Regions from separate parts of the Homo sapiens genome. Here region 2 is linked to region 1. The links are chromatin contacts, found by Hi-C in ENCODE. All regions are on one chromosome and are shown on one strand. The core of a region is the stretch at or near the end of the contact, and the rest is flanking DNA. Distances in the headings are between cores, read along the strand shown. Region 1 holds the start of ALOX5 (arachidonate 5-lipoxygenase). Region 2 holds the start of WASHC2C (WASH complex subunit 2C).

The links. A loop is a pair of places that touch in the nucleus more often than their neighbours do. Pooled maps may share reads with other maps.
Region 2: a loop to region 1 is called in a map with no recorded cell type, with 5 times the contacts of the local background. The contact joins the promoter of WASHC2C here to the promoter of ALOX5 in region 1. A Hi-C loop is called at or near these places in 2 of 37 single-sample maps with no recorded cell type and 1 of 50 pooled maps.

The regions. Positions count from the first base shown.
Region 1 is chr10:45,371,359-45,376,958 of GRCh38, reverse strand. ALOX5 (arachidonate 5-lipoxygenase) reads right to left here and starts at 2,743. Exons shown (of 14, transcript NM_000698.5): 1 at 2,530-2,743. The coding sequence starts at 2,679. RefSeq lists enhancers at 1,756-2,364, 2,365-2,975.
Region 2 is chr10:45,724,749-45,729,954 of GRCh38, reverse strand. WASHC2C (WASH complex subunit 2C) reads right to left here and starts at 2,689. Exons shown (of 31, transcript NM_001330074.2): 1 at 2,635-2,689; 2 at 2,416-2,538; 3 at 929-1,093. The coding sequence starts at 2,637. It overlaps LOC107984227 (RNA guanine-N7 methyltransferase activating subunit-like), which reads left to right and starts at 2,773. Exons shown (of 1, transcript NR_199876.1): 1 at 2,773-5,203. RefSeq lists enhancers at 1,973-2,717, 2,718-3,463 and a silencer at 2,949-2,998.

The DNA of each region.
Region 1 (5,600 bases), core at 1,494-3,993:
GTTAAATTTGCCTAGACTTGGGTTAGCCTCTGGAAACAGGGCCATTCTGTGTAGGATCCCGGCTTTCTCCAGCAGACAGTGAGGAGCCAAGGAAGACACAACCGTTTATAGGATAATCCCACCTGCGAAGGACTTGATTCCCAGTCCTGACTGAATCACTATGCGGAACTCTGATGAGAATAACAAGGGACCTGTGACTCACTTTATCAAGGAAAAAATCAGTCCTGTCCATTATTTGACTGAACTATGCCCTGGAGGAGGGGGGTGTTGACCTGCCAATAACTTGGAAATGATTAAATTGTGTGGAAATACCTTTATTGTTATTGTTATCGTTACTACTGTTAACAATACAGATTTTAACACTTTTCCCTGTAAAATGGGATAACCTTGTCTTCTCAGCAAGTACTTCCTCTAGGGTTTCTCTTTTACCTTTACCCAAAAAGGATGATTGTCTTTACAGATACCAAGCTGGGAGAATGAGGAAGTAGTTCTGGGCTGGGCAAGAGAAAGTGTTGAGTAACTTTGCATCAACAGGAACTTTCTCAAAAGCTGATTTTTTCAAGGAAACTTTCAGCCTTAGCTGGTTCCCCACCCTGCGGTAGCCCCCACCCCCAACCACCCCCCGCCCCACCCCTGACTTATAGCCCTCTCAACCCAATGGAAATGTGACATGCAAATCTCTCCTGAAATTTGCCCCTGGGATTCCGGCTGAGGTGTTTAATTATAATGTCATTTGAATGACTTCTCAGGGTAGGGGAAGACAGACCGAGAGAGGGAGATAGTGGACAAAACAGTGCCTTCACTCTTTGTCCGAAGAGCCCGCTATGGCCACGTTATCATGTCCCCTGCAGGAGGAAAGCACACACGGGGTGCCCGTGCTGTGCAGTGTGAGCACACCAATGGCCTGTGCTTCTAGAACCTTATGATGTGTGGAGGAGAATGGGGAGGAGGAAGCACTTACAAAGGGGAAGTAGCCTGTACCCTGTCCTTCTCCCCCAGGTGTGGGGAATCCATGAAATAATGGAAGTAAATGAAGGTGCGTCAGAAATGGCAGAGGGTGCCATCACCCTAAATGGACGACACATTAACTCCAGGGCACCGCAGTCCTCAGGGTCAGTTCCCCGACTGGGGCAACTAAGCAACTGAAGGTTGCTCTTGTACTCAACACCTAACTCTTCTTGAAGGGAGCTCAAGCCAGGATGCTAGTGAACTTGGCTGAGGGCCATGTCGTGCTACAGCGAGGGTATGGGCTCCTGGATAGGAATCGAGCCCATGGAGAGCTTGGAATCCAGAAAAAGAGTAGTTTTTACTTACTTTAGGCTCTGCACACCTAAAACACAAATTTTATCCAAGAGTAATCAGTTGAAACATGAACTTGCCGGTTGTATTTGTCCATTATGAGCAATTTCACAAGGTTTGATCAAATAATAAACTAAATGGTGAGAAGGCAGCTTGGTAAAGTCTAAATCTTTTTGGTCCAGTTAGGAGCTGGGGTGGGGTGGAAGGGAACTGATATTCCCTGCGCACCTGCAGTATGTCTGGGACTATTACCAGTCATTTACGGAGCGCTTCCTCTGTGCCAGGTACTGGATTAGGCACTTCATTAAAGGCTCAGTGAGAACTGCGACCTGCCCATGCTCATGGAAAAGAGTCGTGGGGCTGGAATTCAGGTCCAGATCAGCATTAGGAACTAGCTTCCAAATGCTGAGGGCTCCCTCGCGTCCTCACACCTAGCGTGGAAGTGTTCCCTGGTGTACATTCTGCTGGGAGGGAGTGCAGCCCCTCCATTTAGGAAAAGCCTCTCCTGGCCTGGGTTCTGTTCCTTCCCTTTAATTTCCTCTGGGGACTGTCCTGAGAATGTAAGCTGCCCAGGTGCCGTCTGAGCCACCAGATGGGCCTGGGCTCACCCATGACTCATGGACCAGACTGAAGCCAACCCTCCATTTTCAGCTGGGGAAACTGAGGCCCAGACAGACGGTAGAGTGAGCTGGTGGTCATGTCTGGACAGAACTCAGGCCTCTGGACCCGCTGACGTGCACCCTTCCCCACGGCTCACAGCTGGCTGCTCCGAGGTGCCCTCAGAGTTCTGTGAGCATGACTCATCTGCCTCTCCCTCCCTGTGCGACCTGCAGAAGGAGCCTAAGGAAGAGGTGGCACAAGAAACGCGGCCCAGTGAAGGGGGCTCCGGAGCCTCGGAGCCCAGATCTTGAAGTGGAGGGGAAACCTTGGGCCTTCTCCTCCCAGGGAAGACGCCTTGCAGGCGGCACGCGGGAAGTCTCCGTTTCCGACAGGGGTCGCGGCCGCCGCGAGGGGTCCTGGACGCTTGCCCACCAGGGTACCCACCGGCCACTGGGAGCCCAGGGCACGCCCCACCGCAGTTCTGCCCTCCCTGACAGGGTCCTGGACACCCCCAGTCCTGTCCGGGCCGCCCCGACGGGCCCTCGGCGCCCCCGCCCAGGCCTCTGCCGTCCAAACCGGGTCCCGGACGCACCTCAGCCCGCGCTCCACCCGTGCCCCGCCCGCGCTCACCGCGCCACGCTCGAAGTCGTTGTAGAAGGGCTTGTCCAGCAGGTGCTTCTCGCTGCAGCCCGCCGAGCCCACGAGGCTGAGGTAGATGTAGTCGTCAGTGCCGGCGAACCACTGGCTGCCAGTGGCCACGGTGACCGTGTAGGAGGGCATGGCGCGGGCCGCGGGAGCAGCGAGCGCCGGGAGCCTCGGCGCGGCGGTCCAGGTGTCCGCATCTAGCGCCGCAGCCTCCTCCCACCACTGGTCCCTGGCCCCGGTCCCGGCCCCGCCCCGGTCTGGCTCCAGGCTCCCGGCTGCCCCCGCCCCCGCCCCCGCCCCCGCCCCCGCCCCCGCAGTACTTCTCTCCCACTCTTCACGCGGCGCCGACTGGGCGGGACCTCGCCTCGGGCGGGGCAGGGGCCTCGCTCCTGGGTCTCTCCTCAGCGAGGTGTCTGTTCCTGCAGCCAGGGGACTGGGGCAACCTCGGCTGCCACCCCTCATCCATTCGTTCACTCGTTCTCTCCTGAATTGCTTCCACCCTTTGCCCTGCCTGCCTGCCTCGGCTTCGCCCAAGGCCAGGCTCCTGTAGGCCCTGGGGTGGAGCTGCGGGGACTCCCTACAAATCTAGGCACAGCCTCTGCTCTCCCCAAGTTCTCAGTGCCACTTGCGGTACTTGGAGCAGGGGTGCTCCGGGAGTCTGCAGAGGAAGAGCGACCCATGAGAGAATCAGAAGGGCTTCCTGGAGGAGGCCACCCCAGCGCTGATACTGAGGATGGATTCTGGAGCACAGAGGCTCCTTCAGCGCGGGCTTCTTCACTGGCTGGACCTGCGGCTCCTGGCGGGGGCAGGCGGGCGCCGAGACCGCGCCCAGGCCCAGAGATGGCCAGTGGTCGCGGGAGGCAGGCGGGACGGCACATCTGGACATGCGGGGCTGTCTAGGGGAGGCCAGGGGTCACGGGTCGGCTCTCTGAATCGCGGCGGGCAAATGCCTGGAAGGGTGTGGAGAAGGTTTCGCGCGCTCCTGGGCGGCTTCCCGCGGCTGGGGCCTGACCCCCAGGTTCCCGCCCACTCCTGGCGCCCGCCTCTCCCAGCCCCGCCGGCAGCGCAGGGTCTGACGGGCACACAGTCGCGTGTATTGATCTCGGCTAAGTTTAAACACTAGCTCACCGTGCGTGGGGCGGCGGGGATGTGAAGTCCCCAAAGGCGGCTGCCTACATTCTCACCAACGCTTCATGTCTGTGAAGCAGCAGAGTCCCTGTAGCATCTCCTCATACTGTCTTGGGTTTGTGCACCTGGCAAATGGCTTTGAACATCTTTTCACATGCTTGTTGGATATCTGTATATTTTTGGAGAGATGTATATTCAGATGCTTGACTCTTTGGAAAACTGGGCTATTTATCTTTTTTATCATTGAATTGCATTATTTATATATCCTGGATAGAAGTCTCTAATCGGATACATGACTTACAGACATTTTTATTGCTTCTGCGGGTTGTGTTTTCACTTTCTTGATGATGTTTGAAGCACAAAAGTATTTAACTTTAAGTCCAATTTCTTTTGTCGCTTGTGATTTTGGGGTCCTATCTGAGAAACCACTGCCTACAATAACATCTTAAAGATTTACTCCTAGGTTTTCCTCTAGGATTATTATAGTTTTAGCTTTTCATTTACATCCGTGACCCATTTTGAGTTAGTTTTTATGCATGGAGCGATAGAAGAATTCAAATTCATTGTGTTGCATGTGCATGTCCGGTTGTCCATGCATCATTTGTTGAATTCATTATTCTTTTCCCATTGCGTTGTCTTGACACCTTATTAAAAAGTAATTCATTATAAACATAACGGTTTATTTCTGGACATTGATTCTAGTCCACTGATCTGTAATGTACATGCTATACAGTGCCACACTGCTTGATTACCGCAGTGCTATAGTAAGTTTTGAAATTGGAAAATGTTAATCCACCAACGCTGTTCTTTATTTTTCAATATTGTTTTGGTTATTCTGGATCCTTTGAGATTCCATATAAATTATAGAATCAGCTTGTCAATTTCAGCCAAAAAGCAAGCTAGGATTTTGATAGGGGTTGAGTTGAAGCTGTAGATCAATTTGGGGAATATTGTCACTTTAACAATATTAAGTCTTCTGATCCATAGAATATGTTTCAGCTTATTTAAATCTTTTCTTTTCTTTTCGACTCTTTGGAGTCTCCCTCTGTTGCCCAGGCTAAAGTGCAGTGGTACAATCTCGGCACACTGCAACCTCTGCTTCCCAGGTTCAAGTGATCCATTTACTTAAATCTTTTCTGATTTATTTCAAAATATTTTGTAGTTTTCAGTGCACTTTTTATTTCTAAATAATTTATGTTTGATACTATTGTAAATGGAATTTTAATTCATTTTGAGATTGTTAATTGCTAGTATATAGAAAAACACTTGATTTTTGTACATTCATTTTATATTCTGCAAACTTGCTGAACTTGTTTATTAGTTCTAATGGTTTGTGTGTGTGTACATGTGCACATTTTCTATATGCAAGATCATGTCATGAGCGAGTAGAGATAGTTTTACTTCTTCTTTTATTTGGAAGCCTTTTATTTCTTTTTCAGGGATAATTGCCCTAGCCAGAACCTCAGTACAAGGTCAAATGGAAGTGGCAAAAGCAGGCATCTTTGTCTTGTTCCTGGTTCAAGAGGTGAACACCCAGCCTTTCTGTATTAAGTTTGATGCTAGCTGGGGGTTTCCACAGATGCCATTTATCAGGTTGAGGGAGTTCCCTTTTATTTCTTTTGTTTTAAAGTGTTTTTATCATGAAATTTTCTGTATCAGTCGAGATACGAAATTTTTTCCTGTATGCTATATTAATATTATGATTATTTTCGTTTTAAAATATTTGATTGACAAATCAAAGTTTCTATTTCAAGGGGTAAAATGTGATGATTTGATATATGTATATATTGAATGCTGATTGTCACAGTCAAATTAACATATCTATCACCACCTATAGTTACCATTTGTGTGTGTGTATGTTGGGGGGGTGCTGGGGATGCTTAAAATCTGCTCTTATCCAATTTCAAGTAATAACGCAGTTATAAACT
Region 2 (5,206 bases), core at 1,440-3,939, 350 kb before region 1:
CTCCAAAAAAAGACAGGAAGTGGCATTTAACTTGAGCTATTAAAAAATGCACAAACATGCTGCACAAGTTGACTACATGGCATTCTCTTAACTATTCTAAATCTTGGGCTTTTTTAATAATTTTGTGATTCTGAAAATTTTATTACTTTATATCTAACAATCTCGGGAGATCGCTTACTTTAATAATCCTTTTTCCACAAATGAATGCTGATATTCAGAAAGTTGGGACACCCTATGAGAAACACAGGTCTGTTACCTAAGCTTCCTCTCCATCCTCATCTCTTAAGTCTCCACTCTGCTCCAGCCATACTTACTTCCTTTGTATGCTGGAATTATACTATTTGCCAAGGGAGAGGCTCTATCTAATTTACCTATGTATTCCTACCACCTAGAAGAAACAGTAAATAGACAGAAATCACACATAGATTTAAGCTCAGTAATCTGTTTACAGTTGATTCCATATTGTAAGTTCGGCCATCATAAACTTTAGTTGAGAATATTGCAAGCAGACATATATATCCCCTGAATATAATTTATCAGAACAGAATGACCCCAATCAACAACTGAAACCATATGCTGGTGTCCAGAGGGTCTAACCAGGTAAACAGCTGTCCTTACAGATCACGCCACAACAAAGGCAGTGTGAGTGCCACACAATTCAGCACAATTGCTGACTACTCTCAAAACGACAAAAGATGGAAGCACTGAAGTATAAGAAAATTTTATCATTAGACTTTTTTAGAGGCTTGGAAAAAAGGACTTAAAACTTTACAAATAAAAAAGAGGCGTTAATCCCAGAGAAAAAAGCTACAATTACCAAGAACCACACTTCCACCAAAATTTAGGAGGGAACCTAACAGTAAGTTATTTAAAATTACAATATCTCCTACTCCCAAAAAAGGAATTATAATATAACTAAATAACTCACATTCTCTATGAACTGGGTATTAGAGAGCATAAGGAAGTCATTGAAGACATTATGCAGGCGACAATCTGTGGCTTTGGTTTCCCGGATTAGTCCGTCCACTTGTTTCTTGATTTCATGGGTCCTAGAGATAGTTTGCTGTGAGAATTCCTGTAGAAACTGTAGTAGCTATTTTAAAAAATAAACATACAGTAGTATCAATGTTACATGTAACTATTCTGCATGTCACATCAAAAAAGAACCCATTTCCTTTCACCTTTGAGTGTTAGAATGTGAAAGAAATGCTTTTTTTTTTTTTTGAGAGAGAGTTTCACTCTGTTGCCTGGGCTGGAGTACAGTGGCGCCATCTCGGCTCACTGCACCTCCCGCGTTCAAGCGATTCTCCTGCCTCAGCCTCCCGAGTAGCTGGAATTACAGGTGCCCGCCACAACGCCCAACTAATTTTGTGTATTTTTAGTAGAGACGGGGTTTCACCATGTTGGCCAGGCTGGTCTCGAACTCCTGACCTCGTGATTCGCCCACCTCGGCCTCCCAAAGTGCTAGGATTACAGGTGTGAGCCACTGTGCCCGGCCGGAATGCTGGTTTGACAAGTACTAAAACCAAGTGACATTGGAAAACACTAAGAAAGCTCATCAAAAGAGTGGCAGTGAGCTAATGGACACCTATCTCGTTTCTGGAAAAATTTAAAATCCCTTTTTGGCACTGGGTATGGTGGCTCACGCTTGTAATCCAACACTTTGGGAGGCTGAGGCAGGGTTATCGCTAGAGTCCAGGAGTTGCAGACCAGTCTGGGCAACATAGCAAGACCCCCATCTCTACTAAAATTAAATAAATAAACAAATCAGACAGGTGTGGTGGACGCCTATAGTCCCAGCTACTCAGGACGCTGAGGTGAGAGGATCACCTGAACCCCAGAGGATTCAGTGAGCCAAGATCGAGCCACTTGCACTCCAGCCTGGGCGACAGGGCAAAACCCTGTCTCCTTTTAAAAGTCCTCTTTGGTTGTCAATCTACAGAGATCACAGACCAAGGGTTAGCTAATCAACCACCACTCTTATTCAAAAATCCTATTCATTTGGGACTCGAACAGTTCTGAGCTTTTTGGGCCCCCGATTTGAAGAATCCCATTAAAGGATATCCACATACTGGCTTGTTTCCCACCCCATTTAGTCCAGGTCCCAACAGGAATCGCCTCCCTAGTGCCCGAGCAATCCCTCAGTGTGGCGGAAACGGATCTCCCCTCCGGATGGAGCTGAGCCAGAAACCCCATGAAGGGAACGTCGCGTCTGGGCCACGGTCAGGGTCTGCCCCTCTCCCTGGTGGCCGGGGACTGCCAGGGTGGCATTCTCGGGGGCTAAACGGGGCGTGTGTTCCTAAGAGGGCAGGCAACGGGACGGGCCAGGTGCAGGGGCAGTCGCGGTCCGGCCCTCCTGCGCGCAAGCCAAGCGTCACCCCTGCCGCTCTCGCGTCCCCGGGGCCCGCCTCTCACGCCCGCGTCGGCCGCCAGCGACCAGCTCTGGCTGCTCCTGCGGATCTCCTCCACCGACCACGGCCGCTCCCACACGGGCTCCGACGCCGGCACCAGCTCCTGGTCGGGGGTCGTCCGGTTCATCTGCAGCGAAAAAAACGAGAAGAGAGGCTGAGCCTGAGGGCGGCAGGGACGGCGGCCCCAGCCCAGGCCGGCCCCTCTCCGGCCCGCCGCCCTCACCATCCCAGCCGCCCGGCTCGGTGGGCTCCGAGGCTGCCAGCACAGGCCGAGGACCGCAGAGCCCCGGAAGCCTAGCCCCAGCCAAGCTGCCCGGGGCGTGACCGGCCTCACGTGACCTGATGTCACGTGACAGAACCCGCACGTGATCCGACCTGCGATGCTGAGGGGAGGAAGCTGCGGAAGTGGACTGGGACTGGAGTTTGGGGTTCTACCCTAGGTTGGGGCGGAGGAAGCTGGAGGATAGGGGCTGACGCCAGGAACGCTGCAGAGGCGGGTTGGGCGGGGGGCGCTGCCGCCCAAGGCCCGAGGCAGCGGCGCGGGATCGGCCAAAGCACCGGCCGCCAGTTCGGCGGGTCTGGAGAGAGGGGACCTCAAGCAGCCAGTGGAGCAACCAGCCTGGGAGCCTTCGACGTAGGCGCTGTGGGCGAAGGAAAAGGCCTGGCCTGCTGCCTCTTCTCTTGCAGCAAAATCCGCTGCTGTGAAGGAGCTGGTAGGCGGACGCTCTGTAGATAAGAGAATCCCTGATCTGCCTGGGCATCATCTTGCTCTTTATGACCTGCTTGGCTGCCACTGTGTAGGGCCTGCTTAAAGTCCTTTGCACTCTCAGCATTCCCCTCAAGTTCAAGGACAAGCTTCTCATTATGGCAGGCATAAAACTCTTTATAATTCGTCCTCCACTCTCCCAGCTCAGGGCTCCAGCTGTTGTCTCACACTTCCTTGAAGTTCCCTCTGCTGAGTCGCCCTTGTGCCTGACCAACTTACTTACTAAAATAAAAATCCCAATTTCTTTCCAGTCATGTGTGCCCAAGGGCGAGTTATTTAACTTTTCTGAGCTTTCCTCAGTAAAACGAAGCTACATATCTTGCAAGGATGTGATATTAAAGTTATGATATTGTAAAACAGGTGCCACGGTGCTTGGCCTAGGGTGAGCCTTCAACCTAGAACATACCACTGTCCCCATGCACCTTGCTCACACACCCAATCCCAGACTTTTCTTTTGTAGTCACCTCAGTTATCACCTCATTAAATAACCTGATTACCCCAAGTACAGCTTAAGTGACTTAAGTTATTTTCTATGGCTAGCGGAAGGGTCTCCGCTACATTGGAGAGCTGGGGTGGTCTGGAGTTCCACGGTGTGGTGGGCCAGAGGCCACCTCTCCTGCGGTCTCTTAGTGTCTCGCTGGCGGGGTTCGGCCCGAGCTAGATAGACACAGCCCTTGGCGGATTTAAACAACCTAAACATTAAACAATACAGCTGCCTCAAATCTTTGGGAATTTCAGAATGACTGACACTGCCAAAGCTGTTCCAAATTTTGAAGAGATGTTTGCTAGTAGATTCACAGAAGATGACGAGGAGTATCAGGAATACTTGAAACGCCCTCCTGAGTCCTCTCCAATTGTTGAGGAATGGAATAGCAGAGCTGGTGGGAACCAAAGAAACAGAGACAATCGGTTGCAAGATAGCAGACAGTTCAGAGGCAGGGACGGCAGATGGGGGTGGCCAAGTGACAATCGATCCAATCAGTGGCGTGGACAATCCTGCGGTAACAATTACCCGCAACACAGACAAGAACCTTACTATCCCGACCAATATGGACATTAAGGTTACAACCAGCTGCCCCCTTACGATAGAAATGTTGGCAGCTTTTAGTAAAAGCATTTACTGTGTTACCACGACAAAAGTTTGGGTGTCTTCTGTCGGTCATAGTTGGTTTTTTTTGTTGTCGTTTGTTTGTTTGTTTGTTTGTTTTTGAGACGGAGTCTCTCTCTGTCGCCCAGGCTGGAGTGCAGTCTCGGCTCACTGCAAGGTCCGCCTCCCAGGTTCATGCCATTCTCCTGCCTCAGCCTCCCGAGTAGCTGTGACTACAAGAGCCCGCCACCACGCCTGGCTAATTTTTTGTATTTTTAATAGAGACAGGGTTTCACTGTGTTAGCCAGGATGGTCTCGATCTCCTGACCTCGTGATCCGCCCGCCTCAGCCTCCCAAAGTGCTGGGATTACAGGCGTGAGCCACTGCGCCCGGCTCGGTCATAGTTTTACATCTGATTTTACAGAATGGATTATTGATTTTTTGGAAGTTGAGACTTTAAAAAAAAATACATCTTACTTGCGAGATGCGATGGTTGCTGGGAATACCTGAAATTGTGGATTATATTGCTTGACTTCTACCTCAGAGTCTTCGTTTCATGACTTAATAGTGTTTTGAGTTTGGTATATTTTTCTTATTTGACCTCCAGGAATTCTTCGTTTTACACAGATATAAAAATTTTAAAATAGAAAATGCTTGCTTTTACTTTGTAAGGTAAGAGAGTATCCACATGCTTAGATGTGCTCGTTTCTAAAATTCTAGAGGTTAATACAATCAGCTCATGAATGCACAGCTATGCTTCTTGTGATAGATTGTACATAACATCAGCAGTTGAAAGGTAAAACAATTGCTTTTTTTTTTTTTTTGCTTTTGTTACGTGACTATGGTACTTTGTGATTCCTTACTCTATAATGAGTCGCTCCACATTTATTTGGGTCTCTTTTTAGAGGGAAATCAGTAATAAAGCTGTAAAATAAATAAGGA